Regions from separate parts of the Homo sapiens genome. Here region 1 is linked to region 2. Evidence: read pairs that join two places in POLR2A ChIA-PET (ENCODE). Cell type or tissue: PC-3. All regions are shown on one strand.

Region 1 (5,000 bases), 460 kb after region 2:
GGGTGGCTGAGGCGGGAGTATCACTTGAGCCCAGGAGGTCAAGGCTGCGTTGAGCTGTGATTACACCACTACACTCCAGCCTGGGCAGCCGAGTGAGACCCTGTCTCTGAAAAAATAAAACAACAACAACAAAACAAAAAACAAAAAAACCTATCTTGAACCATTCCCCTCTCACGACAAGGTCTTAATGGGGGCAGATAATATGACAGAGAGACATTCAGAGCAGGCAGAGGTGTCATCGATTTGATTCACGAGTCTGAAATCTTGTTTTTAATGTTTAAGCATTACTCTTTGACAATTGAGAGAAAACAATCCCCCTGGGAGGAGGAAAGTGGCCAAAAGAAAATGGAACAGCTGAGAAAGAATGGAAATGATTCTAATGCTCCACGACACAGAGCCAAGTGGGAGGGAAGCCAGGGTAAATGATCCGAGCCCGTCTATGAAACAGCCCGCCTCAGCTTGCGCGCTGGGTGCTTACTCAGTGAAGCAATAACAACTCTGTCATGGCTGACACAGCTGGAGCTCCTCCATGTTAGTCAGCTGCAGGAAACCAGCCTATGTCCATTGTGCAAGAAGAGTCTGAACACTAGAGACACAGGCACACAAGATTGCATCTCTACTCCGCTTCTCCTTGGTTGTTATGGGAAGTGAGTGTCTCAAGTTAAATAAACTAGACTCTGGGGAACTATACAGTAAAGACTTAGTGATCGGCACAGCTTGGCATTTATGGTGATTAAAGATACAAAACATATTACAACTTTAATTTGTCTTAGTAACTTTGAAGAAGATGTTGTTATTTTAGTTTAATTAGAGGGGGGAAAAGCAGAGGGATTACGTGTAACTTTTTAAAATAAAACTTTGAACCTAATATCACATAAAAGTCAAAAAGTACTTTGATGGAATTTATTTTACTTCTTTTGGGTGTCATGAATACAAAAGAGGTGACATGCTCAACACCACAGTGCTGCAGAGCCAGGTAAACAATCTAGAATAAACTTGCTTCATTGTTTTCTAGCAACCCCTAACCACCTCTGTGATCTGTGGAAGTGAGGAGTTGGTACTTTGCCCTTAATTTCTCCTCCCGTTCCTGGCCAGAAGAGCCCACTAATTCTTGTACCCTGTCATAGTGTAAGTGACTACTGATTCAAAAGATGTCGTTATATTCAGATTAATGGATAAAGAAGTACAGTCATGTATCGCATAATGACTTCTTGGTCAGCAATGGGCCACATATACAGCCGTAGTCTGGTAAAATTATAATGGAGTCAGAAAATACCTATTGCCTAATGATTTGTGTTACAATTGCCTACAGAATTCAGTACAGCAACATGTTGTACAGGTTTGTAGCCTAGGAGCCATAGGCTATACCATACAGCCTAGGTGTAGAGTAGGCTATACCATCTAGGTTTGTGTAAATACACTTTATGATGTTTGTCCAAAGATGAAATTGCCTAACGATGCATTTCTTAGAACACATCCCTGTTGCTAAGCAATGCACTACTGCACCAATACAGTAATGGAACTTTCTTAAAGGAAAATCTACTAGGAAACACTTGATCCTAGCAGTGATCCTAGGCTGCATTAAATTGGAGGCACAATATGGAATAAATTAATACCAGATCCCAGTAGAAGTCCTCAACTAATTCTAGGCATAGAGCATCTTTCTCACTCTTTTTGCTGGCTTTCTTTCCTGCTTTTTTTTTTTTTGAGATGGAGTCTTGCTCTGTCACCCAGGCTGGAGTGCAGTGGTGCAATCATGGCTTACTGCAGCCTCAACCTCCCAGGCTCAAGGGATCTTCCCACCTCAGCCTCCTGAATAGCTGAGACTACAGGTGGGTGTCACCATGCCCAGCTAAATTAAATTTTTTTTTTTGTAGAGACAGGGTCTTAACTATGTTGCCAGGGCTGGTCTTGAATGCCTGGCTTCAAGGGATCCTCCTGCCTTGGCCTCCCAAAGTGTTTGGATTATGGGTGTGAGCCCTGTTTTCTGAAATACATTTTCTTAAGTTGTCAGGGTGATAGTAGTCAGTTTTTAGATTGTTTCTCCACAAAGGCCCAGTTCACCCTTTGCTGGCTTTCTTTCCTGCCTGTTTTTTGTTTTAATTCTACCTAAATATCCTGGCCTAAGCTCTGAACTGTGAACTCCTGTTTTCAACCATAGGTAGAAATATAATGACCATAATTTTTTTTTTTTTTTTTGAGATGGAGTTTTGCTCTTGTGCCCAGGCTGGAGTGCAATGGCACGGTCTTAGCTCATCGCAACCTCTGCCTCCCGGGTTCAAGCGATTCTCCTGCCTCAGCCTCCCAAGTAGCTGGGATTACAGGCATGTGCCACCACACCTGGCTAATTTTGTATTTTTTTTTTAGTAGAGATGGGGTTTCTCCATGTTGGTCAGGCTGCTCTCGAACTCCCGACCTCAGGTGATCCACCCACCTTGGCCTCCCAAAGTGTTGGATTACAGGTGTGAGCCACCGCACCCAGACACAATTTTAACTTATAAAATAAATGGTATTTCATTCCCTCCAAAATAAAAACTAGAAATCAACTGCCAATCAATTTTCTCCATTTGGGAAGCTGCCGCCCTCTAGAGGTAATATGATGTTGGGGGCACTTTCCAGTTGTCACCAGGACTGACAGCAGAGGGAGTTGCTACTGCATTTAGTGTCTGGGATGAGAGATACCAGACATAATGAAATGCAGTTTTTTTGTTTTTTTTTGAGACGGAGTCTTGCTCTGTTGCCCAGGCTGGACTGCAGTGGCGCGATCTTGGCTCACTGCAGCTTCCGCCTACCAGGTTCCAGGGATTTTCCTGCCCCAGTCTCCGGAGTAGCTGGGACTACAGGCACGCGCCAGCGCAGTCAGCTAATTTTTGTATTTTTAGTAGAGACGGGGTTTCACCTTGTTGGCCAGGATGGTCTCAATCTCCTGATCTCATGATCCGCCCGCCTCGGTCTTCCAAAGTGCTGGGATTACAGGCGTGAGCCACCGCGCCCGGCTGAAATGCAGTTTTATATATAAAGAAAGAACCACCTTGCCCAAGATACCAGTAGTACTCACTTTGAAACACTATGAAAGGTCTACAACAAGTTGCATCATCTTAAAAAATTCTCCATTATATTTAATCTAAGAGGACTTAGAAGAGGACTGAGGAGTGGGGAGAAGACAGGAGAGTGTGAAATACATGGGGGCTCCCATATGTTGGGACAGAACATGGTCCTCTCAGGAATTTCATGGCTCTAACTGCGTTTCAGCCTAGCTTATCTTACCAGCATTTATTTCAACATTAGGATCTGGGACTTGACTTGCCAATTCTTCATGACACAGCTGTGGTACTACTTACTCAGCTAGGAATAACAAAAGGTGTAGACTTTTTCTTTTTTCCTTTTTTCAGACAGGGTCTCGCTCTGTTGCCCAGGCTGGAGTGCAGTAATGTGATCATAGCTCACTGCAGCCTCCATATCCCAGGCTCAAGTGATCCTCCTGACTCAGCCTCTCCAGTAGCTGAGATTACAGGCACACAGCGCCACACCTGGCTAATTTTTTTGGGTTTTAGTAGAGATGAGGTCTTGCTGTGTTGCCCAGGCTGGTCTTGAACTCCTAAACTCAAGCAATCCTCCTGCCTTGGCATCCCAAAATGTTGGGATTACAGGCATGAGCCACTGCTCCTGGCCAATAAAGACTTCTGATTGATGTAATGTTATTCAGTCATATAAAGATGAAATGTAAATAAAATGGTTAAAGTGTCCTCTCAGTTGCAGAATAGACCTCAGTTGCTAGAAATACATAGCTTTTTAAAAATCTTTATTTATTTAGTTTTTTTGGGATGAAGTTTTGCTCTTGTTGCCCAGGCTGGAGTGCAGTGGTGTGATCTCGGCTCACTGCAACTTCCTTCTCCTGGGTTCGTGCAATTCTCCTGCCTCAGCCTCCCGAGTAGCTGGGATTACAGGTGCCCACCACGCCTGGCTAATTTTTGTGTTTTTAGTAGAGATGGGGTTTCACCATGTTGTCCAGGCTAGTCTCTAACTCCTGACCTCAGGTGATCCACTTGCCTTGGCCTCCCAGAGTGCTGGGATTACAGGCGTTGAGCCACTGTGTCCAGCCGACAATTCATTTTTATTAAAAAAAATAATAGAGATGGGGTCTCACTATGTTGACCAGGCTGATCTTGAACTCCTGGCCTCAAGCGATTCTCCTGCCTTGGCTTCCCAAAGTGCTGGGATTACAGGTGTGAGCCACTACATCTGGCCTTGAATCCTTTTTTATCTAAGATTTTCAGGCATTGTCAAATTGTGTAAGGTAAATTTCTACTTGTTCTCTAGTATCCATTCTCCCCATTTTTCCTTAATAAAAACCCCAAATGGTTCCCATTTCCTCCTCCATTTCCCAGCTTCCTTATGGGTGGGTGTGGCCATGTGACTTGACCTGTGGACTATGTAAACTGATGTGTGCAACATCCAGCTTTTCTTCCCTTCTTTTAAATAGGGAAGTTGCTTGCTCTCCATACTTTCCCCCTTTTTACCCTTGCTGGAAAAGGATGACAACTTGGGCAGCCACCTTAGACCTACAGATGGCCATGGAATGTTCCACCAGCTGGATCCTTGGAGCAGAGCCACCTACTCACTTCTATCTTATTTAAGCCAATGAATTTTGGAGAAATTAATTTTCCTGCCATTTTTTCATATACTGACTGCTAACTCCAAATAAGAGAAATGACATCTGGTCTCAATATAAAAAACAGTAGTGAGGCGGGGCATGGTGGCTCACACTTGTAATCCCAGAACTTTAGGAGACCGAGGTGGGTGGACAACATGGTGAGAACTTGTCTCTACTAAAAATACAAAAATTAGCCAGGGGTGGTGGTGCATACCTGTTATCCTAGCTACTCAGGAAGCTGAGGCATGAGAATTGCTTGAATCCAGGAGGTGGAATTTGCAGTGAGCCGAGATTGCACCACTGTACTTCAGCCTGGGTGACAGAGCAAGACCCTGTCTCAAAAAAA
Region 2 (5,000 bases):
TTGGGAAATTTTAGTATGGCTGTGGAGTATAATTTGTAGGGAGACAATTTAGAATACTATTGCACACTGGGTAAGAGATGAAACACTCAAGTAAGATACAGTATGTTGCATTTCTTATTTGGGGTATCCTGAGAGAACGTTCACAATTGAATGACTTGTAGAATGAATTTTTGGTAGGAATTGTTGTCTCATCTTTTTAGTTCACTGTTTCATATTTCTCGAGTTATATCACATAAGAATATATAGAGAGATGTATTTTTATGTTTTTCTCTTTTCACTAGAGCTTTCAGAATGCTTTTTTTTTTTTTTTGAGACGGAGTCTTGCTCCATCGCTCAGGCTGGAGTGCAGTGGCGCAATCTCGCTCACTGCAGCCTCTGCCTCCCTGGTTCAAGTGATTCTCCTGCCTCAGCCTCCCAAGTAGCTGAGATTACAGGCACGCACTGCCACACCCAACTAATTTTTGTATTTTTAGTAGAGACGGGGTTTTACTATGTTGTCCAGGCTGGTCTGGAACTCCTGACCTCAGGTGATCCACCTGCCTTGGCCTCCCATCGTGCTGGGATTACAGACGTGAGCCACTGTTCCCAGCCACTTTCAGAATGCTTGACAATTATTTTGAAGTGTTAATTTTTATGCCCTTTTTAGTGCCTTTTTTGGTCAATGTACTTAATATAGATTTTACTTACATAAAAAAATTAATAAACTCACAGGTTTAAAATACAAAAGATAAAAAAGTGTAAGAGTAAGTAAAAAGTCTTCCATCCGTGTCTACCCACCTCCCTCCCAGGGCCATAACCAACGTAACTTGTTTTGAATCTCCTTCCAGAGATATTCTTTGCATGTATCTTACCTACACATGTTCTTCTGGCAAAAAATTTATTCTCTAAAGTCTTGCCAAACATAGAGTAACTTACCAAGGGATTCTAGGTAGTCATGCTTGTGCAAATTACTTTTTACATAGACTTAATGTGTGCCACTGAAAAACTTTTTTCAGTGTAAACAGAATCTGTTTTCGAATTGTCACCTCTGTTTTCTAAACTACTTTCCAAAAATTATAGTATCTGAAGCTTAATTGACTTTAACCTGAATCAAATCTTAACTAATTTGTTAGCTTTGGTAAGCTGATACCAAGTCTTAAACCATGTTTATGATAAGTGCCCAACTAACTCTTATAGAGCACTTACTTAATGCTCTATAAATATTTTATCACAAAGATGGTAATGATTTTTTTTTCTCTTTGTAGACAGGGAGATTTGAAAAAGAAGAAAAAGAAAAAGAAGGGTAAGGCATTAAAAAAGTCTTTATAAATTTTCTCCAAAATAAATGTTTGATTTTAGCCCTATATAGAAATATTTGGACATAAATATACTGCCCTCCCTTGTATCTTTGAAAACTTTTTATCTTGACTATAGCTAACATTTAATTTTATTCTATTACTTTAAAGATCGCAATTCACTAGTTTGCCTAAATTCAAATCGTTGCTCCCTCTTTTACTCTGTGACTGTGGACAGGCTATTTAATATACCTGCCAGAGTTTTTCATATGTAAAATGGAATATGATAGTATATATCTTGTAGTATTAGATACTACATGTAAAGTTCTTAGAGTGGTGCCTGGCACAAAAGTAAGCACTTACACATTTTGATGTTTCTGCTACACATAACTACAAAATTCCATCAAACTAGCTTAAGAAAATTTACTGTTTATAAAGTTGGCAGTCTAGAGGAATGTTAGCATCAAGGTTGGTTGACTCAGTATTTTTACCTCTTTGTTCTGCTCTCCACAAAACAGAATCCCATTAGAGTCATATGATGTATATTGTAAACAGTCAGGGCCACATACTTGTCATTTATATCCATCACAACAAAGAAGCCCTCTCCAGACTTGGCAAGTATTTCTCATTAATCTGATTGGGCCAAGCAGGTCAGTGTCCAGCCTTGAATTATTAACCAGGGAAATAATGTGCATTGATTGGCTTGGAGTGTGGCTTTAATCTCTGGAAAAATTGGGTGGCATTACCGTGCTTGATTTTACCTAGTCAGATGTTATCCTTGGAGCCACCCAAGTTCCTGAGGTTTTGAGGAATCTATCATATAAATCAGGTTATTTCTTGATTTTGCTCTCTGCCGTCTTAGGATACAGGTTTCCCAAGGCTTAGCTCAGTTTATTATTACTCCTCCATCTGTTTTCCAGCTACCAAAATTTTATTGACAATATCTTTTCTTCTGTCTTCCTTTAATGTGTTTTATTACCATTTTAGTGGAGTTTGAGGAAGGTACACAAGCTAATGTTTGTATCCATTTCACTATCTTTAACTGGAAGTCTTATTGGTTCTTTTGTCACAGTACTTGAAAATTGGCAAACATTTAATATTTGTTTTGTGCATTAGTAATACTGCAAGGAAACAGCTGATGACTGTAGGTGGTAATAACCTAAAATTTTACTTTCTTTTCTATTTTTATAGTTTCCAGATGAATATTTTTTTAAATTTACAAGTGATATATGCTCATTCTAAAAACAAAGGTAGTTGTTATCTATCATTATAGAGTGGCCTAAAGAGTGTAAAATTCCCTGCCCAAAATTCATGCTCCCGGCTGGGCATGGTGGCTCACGCCTGTAATCCCAGCACTTTGGGAGGCCAAGGTGGGTGGATCATTTGAGGTCAGGAGTTCGAGACCAGCCTGGCCAACCTGGTGAAACCCCATCTCTAGTACAAATATAAAAATTAGCCGAGCAGTACTCATGCGTGCCTGTAATCCCAGCTACTTGGGAGGCTGAGGCAGGAGAATCGCCTGAACCCGGGAGGCCAAGGTTGCAGTGAGTTGAGATTGCGTCACGGCACTCCAGCCTGGTGACAGAGTGAGACCCTCTCCCTGCCCCCAAAAAAAAGCATGCTCCCAGAGACAATTACTTAACTTTTTTATGTGTGTTTATATGTATATACAGAATCAAACGTATCATTAGGTACTCAAAGTTTTTATAAAATTGTTTTGAACATAATATAATTTGTTTGTTTTAATCTTCTACTTTAGACTGAATTGTGAAGAACATTTTTCCAAATTAATAGATGCACTTCACTTTATTTATTTTTTATTTTATTTTATTTATTTATTTTTTTTTTTTTGAGACCGCGTCTTGCTCTGTTGCCCAGGCTGGAGTGCAGTGGCGCTATCTCGGCTCACTGCAAGCTCCACCTCCCAGGTTCATGCCATTCTCCTGCCTCAGCCTCCCAAGTAGCTGGGACTGCAGGCGTACCCCACCACGCCCAGCTAATTTTTTGTATTTTTAGTAGAGACGGGGTTTCACCATGTTAGCTAGGATGGTCTCGATCTCCTCACCTCGTGATCTGCCCACCTCGGCCTCCCAAAGTGCTGGGATTACAGGCGTGAGCCACTGCGCCCGGCCTGCACTTCAGTTTTTAACCAATTGAATAGCTTGCTATAGTTTGGGCATATTATAATGTAATCATCTTCATTGATAGATATTTAAGTTATTTTGCCATCTTAAAGAATATCAGCCCACCCATACCTTGCCCTATCCATCTTTAAAAAAAAAGAAAAGGAGTATCACCGAGAATATTCTGTTCTTAACTTTGTATCTCTTGGGTTTCTGCAGGATAAATTTCTAGAAGTCTATAAATTTCTAATGGTACTGCCAGATTAAATTGCTTTCCACAAAGGCTATACCAGTATACACTTCCCCTAGTATAGTGTTGGTGAGTGCTTCTCACCATTTCACCAACACTGGGTATTACTGCAAGTCTGATAGAGTTTTTTACCCTTCTCATTTTTAATTAGTGAGGGTGAACATCTGTTCAGAAGATGAATGACTTTCCTTTCTCCTAGCCTACCTTAATTATAACTGAGTCCATTTTTCTTTGAGTGGTTTACATAGTGATCAGCAAGAATTCTTTCTATATTAAGGATTTTTTTCCACTCCTCTATTATATAGTTTGTATTTTAAATTTTTTCTTAGAAATATATTTTTTACTAAATGAAGATTTTAACATTTTTTTATAGATGTATCTGTGAAGTTTTTTTCTTTATGGTCTCTGAATTTTTTTGTCATGCTGAGAAATGAGGCCTTTTCCCCCTTCAATAAAATTCAACACCCCTTCATGCTAAAAACTCTCAATAAACTACGTATTGATGGAATGTATCTCAAAATAATAATAACTATTTATGACAAGCCCACAGCCAATATCATACTGAATGAGCAAAAGCTGGAAGCATTCCCTTTGAAAACCGGCACAAGACAAGGATGCCCTCTCTCACCACTCCCATTCAACATAATGTTGGAAGTTCTGGCCAGGGCAATCAGGCAAGAGAAAGAAATAAAGGATATTCAAACAAAAAGGAAGTCAGGTTGTCTCTGTTTGCAGATGACATGATTGTATATTTAGAAAACCCCATCGTCTCAGCCCAAAATCTCCTTAAGCTGATAAGCAACTTCAGCAAAGTCTCAGGACACAAAATCAATGTGCAAAAATCACAAGCTTTCCTGTACACCAATAGTAGACAAGCAGAGAGCCAAATCATGAGTGAACTCCCGTTCACAATTGCTACAAAAGAATAAAATACCTAGGCATACAACTAACAAGGGATGTGAAGGACCTCTTCAAGGAGAACTACAAACCACTGCTCAAGGAAATGAGAGAGGACACAAATGGAAGAACATTCCATGCTCATGGATAGGAAGAATCAATATCGTGAAAATGGCCATACTGCCTAAAGTAATTTATAGATTCAATGCTATCTCCATCAAGCTGCCATTGACTTTCTTCACAGAATTAGAAAAAAACTACTTTAAATTTCATATGGAACCAAAAAAGAACCCATATAGCCAAGACAGTCCTAAGCAGAGAACAAAGCTGGACGCATCATGCTACCTGACTTCAAACTATTGTTACAAGGCTACAGTAACCAAAACAGAATGGTACGGGTACCAAAACAGATCTGTAGACCAATGGAACAGAATAGAGGCCTCAGAAATAACACCA

Evidence for each region. Peaks named below come from ENCODE experiments on the same cell type or tissue, not always from the same donor. Only the 100,000 strongest peaks of a DNase experiment are listed, where the experiment ranks them.
Region 1: POLR2A ChIA-PET joins it to region 2 with 5 read pairs; 3 of 35 experiments call an interaction of 5 or more read pairs at or near these places.

The regions. Positions count from the first base shown.
Region 1 is chr4:56,957,834-56,962,833 of GRCh38, forward strand. No RefSeq gene overlaps it. Among named protein-coding and RNA genes, the nearest start is that of NOA1, 17 kb to the right of the region's middle. In PC-3, a CTCF peak has its summit at 2,608 (motif pointing left); DNase peaks (open chromatin) are centred at 508 and 2,608; H3K4me3 peaks cover 711 bases.
Region 2 is chr4:56,494,113-56,499,112 of GRCh38, forward strand. It overlaps SRP72 (signal recognition particle 72), which reads left to right. Exons shown (of 19, transcript NM_006947.4): 17 at 1,245-1,282. Among named protein-coding and RNA genes, the nearest start is that of ARL9, 9.2 kb to the right of the region's middle. In PC-3, no CTCF peak of the experiment used is centred here; no DNase peak of the experiment used is centred here; H3K27ac peaks cover 459 bases.